2 separate regions of the Mus musculus genome follow, and region 2 is linked to region 1. Evidence: chromatin contacts called from ENCODE Hi-C or POLR2A ChIA-PET data. All regions are on one chromosome and are shown on one strand. Each heading gives the region's core, a stretch centred on a gene start or an enhancer-like site at or near the end of the contact. The rest is flanking DNA. Distances are from core to core; before and after follow the strand shown. Region 1 holds the start of Dpp9 (dipeptidylpeptidase 9). Region 2 holds the start of Tnfaip8l1 (tumor necrosis factor, alpha-induced protein 8-like 1).

The links. Hi-C counts contacts between places; a loop is a spot of excess contacts on that map. ChIA-PET counts read pairs that join two places held with the same protein, here RNA polymerase II (POLR2A).
Region 2: a loop to region 1 is called in a map of heart, with 2.4 times the contacts of the local background. The contact joins the promoter of Tnfaip8l1 here to the promoter of Dpp9 in region 1. A Hi-C loop is called at or near these places in 1 of 37 maps with a recorded cell type or tissue (heart). POLR2A ChIA-PET finds 5 or more read pairs at or near these places in 1 of 5 experiments (embryonic stem cell).

What each region holds. Positions count from the first base shown.
Region 1 is chr17:56,214,719-56,220,980 of GRCm38, reverse strand. Dpp9 (dipeptidylpeptidase 9) reads left to right here and starts at 2,092. Exons shown (of 21, transcript NM_172624.3): 1 at 2,092-2,240; 2 at 3,520-3,572.
Region 2 is chr17:56,161,210-56,167,164 of GRCm38, reverse strand. It overlaps Tnfaip8l1 (tumor necrosis factor, alpha-induced protein 8-like 1), which reads right to left and starts at 4,674. Exons shown (of 2, transcript NM_025566.3): 1 at 4,559-4,674.

The DNA of each region.
Region 1 (6,262 bases), core at 843-3,342:
AGTTAAGAGACTTTGAATTTTAAAAGATATTGGACATTTTAAAGGGATTGAACTTTAATATTCAAGACTGTGGGACTTTTAAAATTATTTAGATCTTGGGAATGAATAAGAAAGTAAAGCTTGAGGCTTAATAGTGATTGATGTGTTTGTGTATCAAGTTGACAAGGGGTCATTGTACTGGCTGGTTTTGGGTGTCAACTTGACACAGCTGGAGTTATCACAGAGAAAGGAGCTTCAGTTGAGGAAATGCCTCCATGAGATCCAGCTGCAAGGCATTTTCTCAATTAGTGGTCAAGGGGGAAAGGCCCCTTGTGGGTGGTACCATCTCTGGGCTGGTAGTCTTGAGTTCTATAAGAAAGCATGCTGAGCAAGCCAGTGGAAATAAGCCAGTAAAGAACATCCCTCCATGGCCTCTGCACCAGCTCCTGCTTCCTGGCCTGCTTGAGTTCCAGTCCTGACTTCCTTGGAGATGAACAGCAGCATGAAAGTGTAAGCTGAATAAACCCTTTCCTCCCCAACTTGCTTCTTGCTCATGATGTTTGTGCAGGAATAGAAACCCTAAGACACCCTCTTTCTGTCTTTAGTAGTACATGTTCATGTCAAAGGTCTCCACCTCTGAGTGCTGGAGCTGACCCTTGACCCCAGAGGACCTCCTCCCTCCCTCCCCCATCACATAAGTTCATCTTCAAGTTCAAGCAGATGCTGGGGCTTAGGCTCAGTCCCAATCCCCAGCTTCTCATTAACCAGGCATGGTGGTGTACAGTCACCCCAGCACTGGGGAGGAAGAGGCAGGAGTTCAAGATAAATTTTAGCTACATGAGACTCTTCCCCAAAATGGGTGTGAAAAGAAAGGGGTCAGGAGAGAGAAGAGGATGGCTGGAACTGGGGAAGACCAGGAGAGCCGCCAGGCCCTCAGCCACGTCCTGTAATTGTGTAACAAATGGTGTCTCCAGGGAGGGTTCCTGGAAAGGGAACAGGGTTGCAACATCATGTTAAAAATGTAGCTCTCAGGATTTCCGGTCAAAAAGTTAACTAGCTAGGAAGCTAAGTGGGGACACTTCAACAACAATGGAGGATGCTCACTAAATGTCACTCACCAAACAATGGATGCCCTTCTGCAGGAACCCTGTTAGGATAACTTTTGGGGAGTGTGTCTTTATTTACAAAAGCTCTTTAGAGGCTTGAGAGAGGTGGCTCTGCGAGGAGGGGAGTCCATGTCCCAGCACTCATGTGGCCTTAACTCCAGTTACAAGAAATCCATTGTGGGTCTGGAGAGATGGCTCAGTGGTTAAGAGCACTGACTGCTCTTCTGAAGGTCCTGAGTTCAAATCCCAGCAACCACATGGTGGCTCACAACCACCTTTAATGAGATCTGACGCCCTCGAATCTGAAGACTGCTACAGTGTACTTAGGTGTACTTAGATATAATAATAAATTTAAAAAAATTAAAAGGAAAGAAACCCATTGTCCTCTTCTGTCACACTCGCGTGGCTCAGACACAATGCACAGATAAGAAGTAAAACATGAGCCGGGCGTGGTGGCGCACACCTTTAATGCAGAGGCAGGTGGCAGAGGCAGGCGGATTTCTGAGTTCGAGGCCAGCCTGGTCTACAGAGTGAGTTCCAGGACAGCCAGGGCTATACTGAGAAACCCCGTCTCGAAAAACAAAAAACAAAGTAAAACATGGTGTGGGCGAGATCTAGACAGAGCAGGCAGATCTTAGAGTTCAAAGCTAGCCTGATTAAGTGGAGAGTTTCCGAGCGCTGGGATGAGCGGCGTAAGCAATCTGGGACTAGAACCCGGGGCCACCTTTTGGAAGGCAGCTTTCCTAACCACTATTCTACCAATATCTCAGCTTTCTTAGATATTTTTAATAGGTCACTGCAGGGTCGAGCTGGCCAGCAGAACTGGAGCAGGGGTGTCCATCCCGCAGTCCTCTCCCAGACAGCAAGGGGCCACCAGCCTTGCCTTCAGCCCTAAGACGCTCCTGAGCATTGTCCCCTAGAGTTTCACGGACGTTGGTTCTGCCCTGACGTTACCCAATCAAAAGCCTCTGCTTCTGCAGCTCAACTTCCGGGTCAAAGGAGGCGCAGCTGGCGGGTCCCCCCGGTGTCCGCCGCCTTCGCTGTCCCCCCGCGCCCGCCACTTCCGGGCCCTCGTCTTGGGCATGGAGCGTCGCGTGTGAGGCGCCGCCGGCCCCGGGGACGCCCTGCTCAGCTTGTCCTCCGCGCCACGCTCGGGTGAGCAGCGTCCGGCCCCGGCTCGCCGCCTCCCGCCCCGGCCGGCGCCGTCCGCCCGCCTCGGCGCCGCGCGCCCTGTCCTCGTCGTCCCCGCCGCTCTGGTCGCCGCGCTTCGCCGGTTCCGGGCCGCGCCCAAGAGCTGCTGCCGCACCGCTGCGGAGACGCAGCCGCCAGCTTCATCGCAGAGCGCGGCTCAGCCCGGCGTCCGCGCAGCCTCCGCCAGCCTCCGCCAGCCTCGTCTCTGCCAAACCCTCCCTCCCGGCCTCATCCTTCCCAACCTGATCCCCTCAAGCCTCATCCTCTTCCATCTTGATCTTCTAAAGCCGGATCCCCGCAAGCCTGATTCCCCTCCCAGCTTGATCCCTCAAGCCTGATCCCCAAAACTTGATCCGTCCAACTTGTTCCCTCAAGGCCTGATAGTCCAGGTTGACCCTCCTCTCAAACCTGAAATCCTAAAGCTTCATACCCCAAAGCTTGAAACCCGCAGCATGAACCTCTCCAAATGACCCTACCAGCCTGACTCTTCCAAGACTGGTCACTCCCCAAGCCTGATCCTTCACTCAGCCCTTATCCTCTGCCTCAGTTTCCACATTGTCGCATGCCAAGCTTGATACCCTCCCAGACTAAAATCATATCCTCTGTCTCATCCCTTTCCTCCCCGGATTAGCTTGAACCCCCTCAGCTTCCAGCATTCATTCCCTGCATCTTGAGCCCCACCCTTAGGATCTCGGCCTTAGGCCCATCCATCCCCTCCCCATCCACGATTTTGCCCAGCCTTTGACCTCAGCGGCCTTTTTGCTGCCTGTTACCCAGGCTCCCTCGGGAGCCCCCAGGGCAATCACCAACCTGCTTTCGAAGAGTTGGGACTGGTGCCCAGGAGGTGTGGACCACAGTCGCCAGTTCCCTGCTGGGTCCCAGGGAGACCGCACACTGAGGGACACGTCTCTTCCAAGTACAACCCAGGGCATGTTGGCAGCCCCGAGGGGCTGGGAGGCTCAGTTAGAGTCGAACCAGGTAGATAGGGTTAGGCACAGGCGGAGACTCCCGCCCGCATGGAAAGTGAGTGAGAAGAAGCCACACACATCACCGGCCCCTCCATCTTCACCGGCCCCTTCATCCTCACTGGTTCCCCAGTTCACACCAACCACTCCATCCTTGCCAGCCCCTCATCTTCCGCCAACCCCTTCATCCTTGCCAGACCCCATTTTCACCAACCCCTTCATTCTTGCCAGCCCTTCCCATCTGCCCACCTTAACAACACCACATTTGTTCTTCTAAGGTCCGTGCCCCTCGCCTGCAGCTGCCATGGAAGCTCCTTGGACCCTTTAGAAGGTGAGTTGTGCTGGGGTCGGGCAGCAAGGCAGGCTCTGTGGTGGGCTGGGGCTTGCTGTGGAATGCAGAGGTTGACAGTGGCTTTGGGGCCAGTTACCCCTGGTCTTGGTCCCTGCTGCAGTACTTTGCCCTCTCCAGGGGGACAAAGGAAGAGTGGCTAGTAAGCTGGGTTTGAGGGAGGCTTGGCCAACCTCCCTAGCTCATCTGATACAGTACCTAGTGTGTGGGCATCAGTCTTTATGGTAGTGTTTGCCTCAGAGAGACCATTGGGTGTGATTTTAAAATGGCTCATTCATCTGACAGCTGTCATTATGAAAATCTGTGTGTGCACTCCCGAATCCTCACTTAGCCCCAGGCATAGATATTGTAGTCTGGGTTTATAGCTTTGAGAGTCACACAGCACAGATATGACTAAGCTGGGGTTGGACCCTTCTCCCTGACATGGGAAGTCCTGCTTTTCAGCACTGGACAGAGAACACTGGCCACTCTTCCACTTTGTGTTCAGGTGGCATCAAACATCCATCAGACTCTTCTGAGAAGGCGACTGGGTGGTGACTGGGGACAGTAACCAGGATGGCATAATGGCTTGTGCCTTTAGACACTGACAGAATGCTGCCTGGAAAGGAGCTGTCATCCCTTGGGGGCACTGGGGCAGGTTGTTCTCTATGAGGCATCCTGGGCCCTGCAAAGTACCTGAACACTGTCCCAGTGGCCAAGCTCTGGTCTGGACAGACAGACATGTCCCCAGACATTTCCTGGGCTCCCCATTCAACAGAGTCACCTGCCTTGAGGCCATAGTGTTGTCCAAGTAACTTTTCCTAGCTTTTCTTAGGCAGCTGTTACTCAGAGTCAGCAGCTGATGGGAGACAAGGATTGAGGCTTACATTCTGTTTCCACTGTGCCCTGGGCTGGAAGTGGGGAGTCTTGTCTTAGGGGAGAGGGAGCAACAGCCCCATACACAGAAGATGTTGAGACAAACAGGAAAAGGTGTTTGGGTTTGGTTTGGGGTGAAGGTCTAAAGTGTAGGTGGTGGGGGCCTTGGGTACTGAGGTACCCTGGAGACAGGAGAGTGCTCTGGGACCTCTAAATCCCAGAAACCCACCCCGCAAAAGATACAGGTTGCTGTTGCTTGGGACCCAGTGAGACTCTTAGCACAGGGTGTCCCTGATCCCCAGCGCCCTTCTGGAGGCAGAGGCGAACTGCTGGCATGGCAGACCCACACTGGTGCCCAGAGCCAGTCAGTGGGTCAGTGTTAAAAAGATCAAGTTGCGTCTGGATGAGGAGGATGGAGGAGAAAGTGAGGGAGGCCCATGTGGATACAGGTGGAGAACCCCCCTGCACCTGCTCCTCTTCTCCCCTGCTGATTCTCGAGGAAGCTGCAGGGATGGACCCTGGACCAGGAAATTCTGGGTTGTGAATCCTATCATGTCAGGATGCTGCACAGTGTCTCCAGACTCCACTCTTCCTCCATCTCTTCCTCCTTCACTTTATCCTCCTCTTCCATCTCCTCCATCTCTTCCTTCATCTCCTACCCATCTCCTCCTCCATCTCCTCTTCCATCTTTTCCTCCACCCCTCTATCTCCTCTTCCATGTCCTCCTCCATCTCCTCATTCTCCTTTTCTCCATTTTTCCTGTCTTCCTTCTCCTCTATCTCTTTCTTGTCTCCCTTCTCCTTCTCCTCTCTTGCTAACAGTAGCTCTCATTGTAACTCCTGCCAGTCACAGGTGTCCCCAGACATCATGTGTGAGAATCCTGGCTCATGAAGTGTTTAACTGTGGAATCCTAAAAGTGTGCTTTCCTCCCTGGGTGACGGGGAACAAACCATCTAGCCTTTCTGCGTTCATTTTCTAGTTTCCACTATGAATATGACCTCAGAAGTGGCCCCAGATCACAACACACATCAAGTGTGTGCAGCAGAGACCTGGCCCATGCTCTGTGTGGCCAACAAGTATTGCAGAGGCCCAAGTGTCCTCTGCCCAGGGGCCGCTCCTAGCCCCACTTTCTAATGAGGTAGCAGGAGGGAGCAAGGAAGGGGTGTCTAGGGCTGGTGCTTCCGAGATTCAAGGTCTGCGCACAGTGCTCATCTGTGGTCCCTGCACCATGGTCTCTGAGTCTTATGATGTCCTTTGTGAGGCCTAGTCTTGATTCCCAAAGTGCTGGGTGTCAGCTGGGACAGCTCAGGTAGGACACAGGTCCTATGTCTCTGGCCTTCCTTTTCTCACCTTGTACCATGGGCCATCTGCAAGTCACCCCTTCCATGCTGTTGTGTCTTTTTACCTGAAGTCCCAGTGTCTTCTGTATCCCTGCCTTCTCTCCTTGCATGGGCTCCCTCTGGGGTCTAAGGCAAAAAGTCGGGAGGGAATGTAGGGGTTGTTGGCTTCCTACCCCTGGGGACCAAGGCATCAGAAGTTCAGCAGCTTTGATCACAGCCCCAAGAGTTTTCAATCTTATTCCCTGGTGGCTTTTCAGGCTGCAAAGGTGACATGCTAATGGGTAGAAAGGAAGCAAGGAGACGTAGGTGGCTGGGTTAAGTGGCTTGCCACCAACTTTGTCCCTAGGTGTGTAAACTCTTGAGAACTGCTGGACAGGTCGGTGCAGGTCGCCTGCTGTCACCTGTTTAGTCTCCAGGCCCTTTCTGGGTCCCCATTTTGCATCAGGATAGCAGAGAGGCAAGTAGCTCAGTCAGGCA
Region 2 (5,955 bases), core at 3,425-5,924, 56 kb after region 1:
GCATTGCTTTCTGAAGTCATTGCAAGTGCTAGGCCCCCTCCCACCTAGTCTCACACACACACACACACACACACACACACACACACACCCCTGCTTGCTTATCACCCAGCTTACTTTTGTAAATAAAATTGTTTTGGGGGGTTTTGTTTTTGTTTTTTGTTTTTTGTTTGGTTTTGGTTTTGGTTTTTCGAGACAGGGTTTCTCTGTATAGCTCTGGCTGTCCTGGAACCCACTTTGTAGACCAGGCTGGCCTCGAACTCAGAAATCCACCTGACTCTGCCTCTCGAGTGCTGGGATTAAAGGCGTGCGCCACCATAAATAAATACTGTTTTACTGTCATACTCCACATGCGCTAATTTGCATATCACGCAGATGGCTCTCCCTCTGAAGACCCAGAGGTATATGGGGGCAGACAGTCCCTTGTGTCTTTCCACAGCTGAAAATATTTCCTGTGACCCGTCAGTCGGCCAGGCCCCATCTCCACAGGCTAGTCAGCCACACAGTAATGAAGTCCAGACTGAGGATCTTGGTTGGGTTCACGTGGCAAACACAGCCACCTTCATCCACAAAGGTGACAAGAGAACTCTCAACCTGGGAAGGCCACTTCCTTTTCTCTTCTTTCCTTTCCTTTCCTTTCCTTTCCTTTCCTTTCCTTTCCTTTCCTTTCCTTTCCTTTCCTTTCCTTTCCTTTCCTTTCCTTTTCTTTTTTTTAAGATTTACTTTATTTCTATGAGTACACTGTTGCTATTTTCAGACACACCAGAAGAGGGCATTAGATCTCATTACGGATTGTTGTGAGCCACCATGTGGTTGCTGGGAATTGAACTCAGGACCTCTGGAAGAGCAGTCAGTGCTCTTAACCACTGAGCCATCTTTCCAGCCCAGGGAAGGTCATTTCCAACACACTCAAGAAAGAGAGGATAAACTCGGGCACAGACCACAGCAAAAACCAGCTAGATCACTGGGTGATCTCTATGCCAGTGGCCACTCCTTTCTTTCATGTGTGTGCCACCACAATGCCAGCTTCTTATTTATTGTATGATTTACATTCTGTTGCCATGGCATTGGGTAAATGTGCGTGCTGCCAAACCCAATAACCTGAGTCCTGTCCCTGAGACCCACACGATGGGAGAGAGCAATGATTCCCACAAGTTGTCCTCTGACCTCCACACACGCGCCTTGGCTCTCATACACACAGTAAATAAATGTAATAAATAATAAACACAACACGATTTACTTAGCTGGAAGCACTCAGTCCTTGACTTTTAATCTGGGTTTAACAACCAGATGGCAAGATTCCCGAAAGCCAGCAGCAGCTTGTGAGGCTCGTGCCGCCTCCCACCCCTGGGCAGCCCCTGGCCTCATGAATTCTTTATGTCACCCGTGAAGTGCATTCACATCCATAATTGATGTCACCAAGCCGGCCATGCTCCCTCTCCACCCCGGTTGATTGTCCCAGGGGCCGCTGGGGGCTCCACCTCCACAGAGCACCCTGAGCAGCGCGGCCCATCTGCACCAGCCTTCTGGGAAATCAAGAAAGACACTGGGGGGTTCCCGAACAGGTTCCCCTCAAGGATGCTGCCAGGAGAATGGGAGGTGGCGGGCCTGTGAGGCAAAGTGGCCATGTACCGAAGCAGTGAGTGTTGAGAGGGCCTACAATATCGCTCAGCAGATAAAGGCACTTGCTGTCAAGTCTGACCAGGAAGGAGCGAGGACCCCAGCTGGTTGTCCTCTAAGCATTATATTCACAAAAAAGGAATAAATAAATATTTCAAAGAGACTGTTACAAAGCCAAAGAGAGCATATGGATCTTTGATTCAGCTTCCACACTGTTTCTTTAGGAATGAGGTTTACGATAGGGTCTTATGCTGTAGCCCAGGCTACCTTTGGATTTACCATGATCCTCCTGGCCCAGCCTCTTAGGTGTGTCCCACCACGCCCAACATCCACTCATGGTTTTAACAAAAGGGAAATATGAAGGTTATCAGTGTGCACATTCAGCCCCAGGATGTATTGGCTTCTTCCATTTCCAACGGTCTGAAGCCTCCATCCTGGTTCCTCTCACCCTATCCAGGATTCCTGAAATGCCAGAAGCCCCTGTGAGCACTGAGTTCGCTCCCCTCTCTGCCCTCATCCCTCCATGGTCCCATCTCCCTCTGCTGCAGCCACAGTGCCTCCTCCATTCACCTCTTGAACACCAGGCTCAGTCCTGCCCCAGGACCTTTACACATGCTGAGCCCGGCACTTACAATAGTCTTCCTCAGGTTGCTATGTGGCTGTTTTACCCTGGAACTCTCAGATCTCTCCACGAACACTCAGTTCCCCGGTTCCTTCCTCTTCTTACAGTTACTATTATAGTTCAGGACAGAGTCCAGCATTACCAACTGTGAGGCAGGAGGATGGTGGGCACTGGGCCAGCTTCAGTCACTGCTGTGTGCTGGCGACATTAGCTACCACACTTCAGTTATCTCAGTGTTCAGGGACAGTTTATCAAATGACTAAGTAACTTCTCATGGTTATGACAAAAGGAGAAACTGAGTCAGGGGCCTGGGAGCTGACAGATATGCACAGAATAACACCAGGCTAGAACTGGGACTTGAATCCAGCCCTTACCTGGAAGCTCATTGCATTACAACCTTTCCCTGGGGTCCACCCTAAAATTTGGGAGCCTAATGATCTAGTCTGGGAATCTTCCAGAGCTATGCACACGGTCAACCCTACCACGGTTCTTTCTTTGGTCAGGACTACAGAAGACCCCACCTGCACAGCACCCTCTGGAGTGGTTACCTCCGCTGGTTTCCACATGGGGAAACACAGGGTTGGGGCTCAGAAAAACCATGCAGGGGAGACACTGGGGTTCTTGGAGGAGTGAGCTCACTGGGCCCCCGGATCAAGTCTCACTCTCTTTAAGCCTCCACTAAGCCCTGGATGGCACCTGAGTCAGTGGGTGGCACGCCTTCCTGTGGCCATGATTATTTGGCCTGTATGCTGAGTCCCCTCATACGGAATCAGATTTTTGTGAGGTGAGTCCTAGCTTGCCTAGGGCTGAGAGAGTAAACTGAGGGACAAGTCTCTATGTCTCTTCATACCCTCAGGATCCACCACTCACCCATTACGGAACTAGCAGCCCTGGCCCAAGTCTGGCTCACCATGTGTGGGAAGGCCCAGGGCAGGTGTTCTGTGATGACTCTCTTTGTTCTGTTACATTGTACAGTCCCCATGGCCCCGCCCTCATCCCTCCCAGTCACCCACATCCTAGGTGCGGCCCAGATCATGAACTTATTATGTTTTAAAGTTGTCGCTGCCTGTGTTGATCTGCCAGGGTTGTAGAGGGCTCAGCACGCACAAAGGTCTCAAGTGCAAGGACATTCCATGTGGAGAAGAGGCGGCCACTTTGAGGTCCCAGGACAGAAAAACAGGAAGTTTGGCACTCAAAGCCTACATTCCTGTTCTCTCTCTCTCTCTCTCTCTCTCTCTCTCTCTCTCTCTCTCTCTCTCTCTCTCTTTCTCTGTTGGCTGTTGTTTGTTACAGGATCTCTATACATAGTTATGGCTAGCCTGGAACTCACTTTGTAGACCTGGCCTCAAACTTACAGGCATCCACCTGCCTCTATTCTAAGCACTGGGTAAATGGGTAAATGTCCTGGTATATGTTGTGTTTGGGCCGGAACCCAAGGCCTCTTGCTTACTAGGTGAGCACTCTACGCACTGGGCTACACCCTAGGGTCCCTTTTGTTTTAGAGACAGCCTCGGTGTGTAGCCCACCCTGGCTCAGCCTCTCTTTTGTCTGTTTAAGCACCCCCAAGAAGCCTCAGGGAGTCACGAAACAACTGTCCCAAGTCAGACAGGGAAACTGAGGCTTATAATTAAGTTACTTGTTCAAGTGAGTCAGGTTTGTCTGAGCTGTGTCCTAACCCCAAGGCAAGGTGTTCAGAGGCGTCACAGCCTGGAGCTCGGGAAGTGACCCAGAGGCCTGTTTCCAGTTTAGTGTTCCACCCTGTCCCTCTCCAGCCCCGCTGCTCACAAAGGTGACAAACCAGAATATGGTTCTGGAGACAGTGTCTCCATCTCTCTGGCCATCCGCAGCCCATATTCTGGACCCCAGTTTATCCTCCAAACCAACACTGAAAGAGCCAGGAGGCTGCAGACCTGGATCAGGTCACCTGCCAATTATGTGACAGCCACTGTCCCAGTTCCCAGATGGTAAAACTGAGTTCAAGCCCTCGGGCAATGGGAAGCTTGAAGTGCCAGTCCCAGTCAGGGTAACCCTGCACCAGCCAGAGCCACAGTGGGGTCCAGCTGGCTACCTCAGAGAATACCTAGACCATTCTGGAGTCAGGCTGCACACTTGTACAGAGCCAAGTCCATCAAGTGTCCTCTTGAGGACATGTGTTAGGACTATTACAGTAGCCCACAGCAACCTGCTCACAACACCCATGCTCCCACAGTCAGTAATAGGTATACAGAGGAAACTGAGGCGGGATATACAGAGGACGGTGTGGGGATAGGAGGGGACGGAAAGAACCCAGGATAGCCAATGCAGGACCCCATCGCTCACCTGCTCCTCGGGATGTGTCAAGCCTTCAGTTTTCTGTAGGTGCCTCTGTGGGGCCAGAGGCATTGGCCGCTGGATCTGAGCCCGGCCGCTGGCTAGGAGGCCACGCCCCCGAGAAAGGGCTCGCCCCCTCTAAACGCTCACTGGCTCAGCAAATGGTAGCGCACAGGCAGTGTACGAAGGAGCCAATGGCAGCAAGCCTCTGCCAGGAGGTGGGAGGCATGACGCGGGCGTGGGCGAGGGCGTGGTCTGCGGCCGGGAGATTCCTCCGGAATAGCGCCGGCGCTGGGTGCCCAGCGCAAGGGATGCCGTGGCGGGAAAGTGTTGGAAGGAAGAGGAAGGAGACTGAGACAGAGAAAAATGGGGTATACGTGCACCGCGCGACAGAGATCTGAGAGGCCAAAGCGAAGAGAGGCGCCTCCGCGAGACACCTGCATCCCTCTGAGCGGGTCTCAGTTTACCCACTAGGTAGTTAGAGTGTCACCTGGGACTCCCATGACAAATGCACCCCAACATTTGCCTTGCAACAATTTTGGGGTTCCTGAGTACTGCGGAGACTCTCTTTCAGTTGGTGTCTCTGGAGTAAGGGGGGAGGCACTGTGATGACCTCCCTGACAGAGGCCAGACAGGGCCAGCTACCTCCCAGGGGGCAGCTGTGAGACCTGGAAAATCAGTCTGGGAGTGATTCCCACACTCCCACCACCCCCAACCCATCCCCAACACCCCCACCTTACTCCAAACTCCACCCCAACTCAACCACGGGTCTGCACTTCCTGTGCCTGGATGGCCCTGTCACAGCAAGGACACTTGGAAAAGCCTCATCTGCCATCTTCCCTCTTCAGAAAGCCCCCTCAGGTGTTTGCTGACTGCATTCTAACCTTCCTTGCATGAGCCTTAACACACAAAACTAAATCCAGGCTTTTGAGAGATAGAAATTGAGACCCAGAGAAACCTTAAGTGACTTGCCTAGAGCAGCACAGACCCAAGTGGCTTTCCTGATTTCAGATTGTCTGTGCTCTGGGCCAGGAACTTACAAGTTCAGTAGCCATCCCAGCTCTGCCGGGTGCTGAACATGGCCTCTATCTGCTCTGTACCAGGAGCTCACCCTTGTGACAGCCACACAGGACCCTAGACAGAGCTCAGTATCAAAGACAGAGACCACAGCTCTAGGTTTTTCATACCCCAGTATGAGCCAGGGCAATTAGTGTGTTTTTGAGGTGTGTGGGGGGAAGCAGGTGTCACTGAAGCAGGTTTGGGGGCTTCTGATTTTTGAGCACTTAGAGTCTGAGGAACCCACAGATATCATAGGTGTGATAAAGTGGGGATCAAACCCAGCTGTGTGGGTTCAGGGCTAGAGCCTACCCCTCCCACTTGCCTAGAGTCCCGTGGTGAGAGGCTGG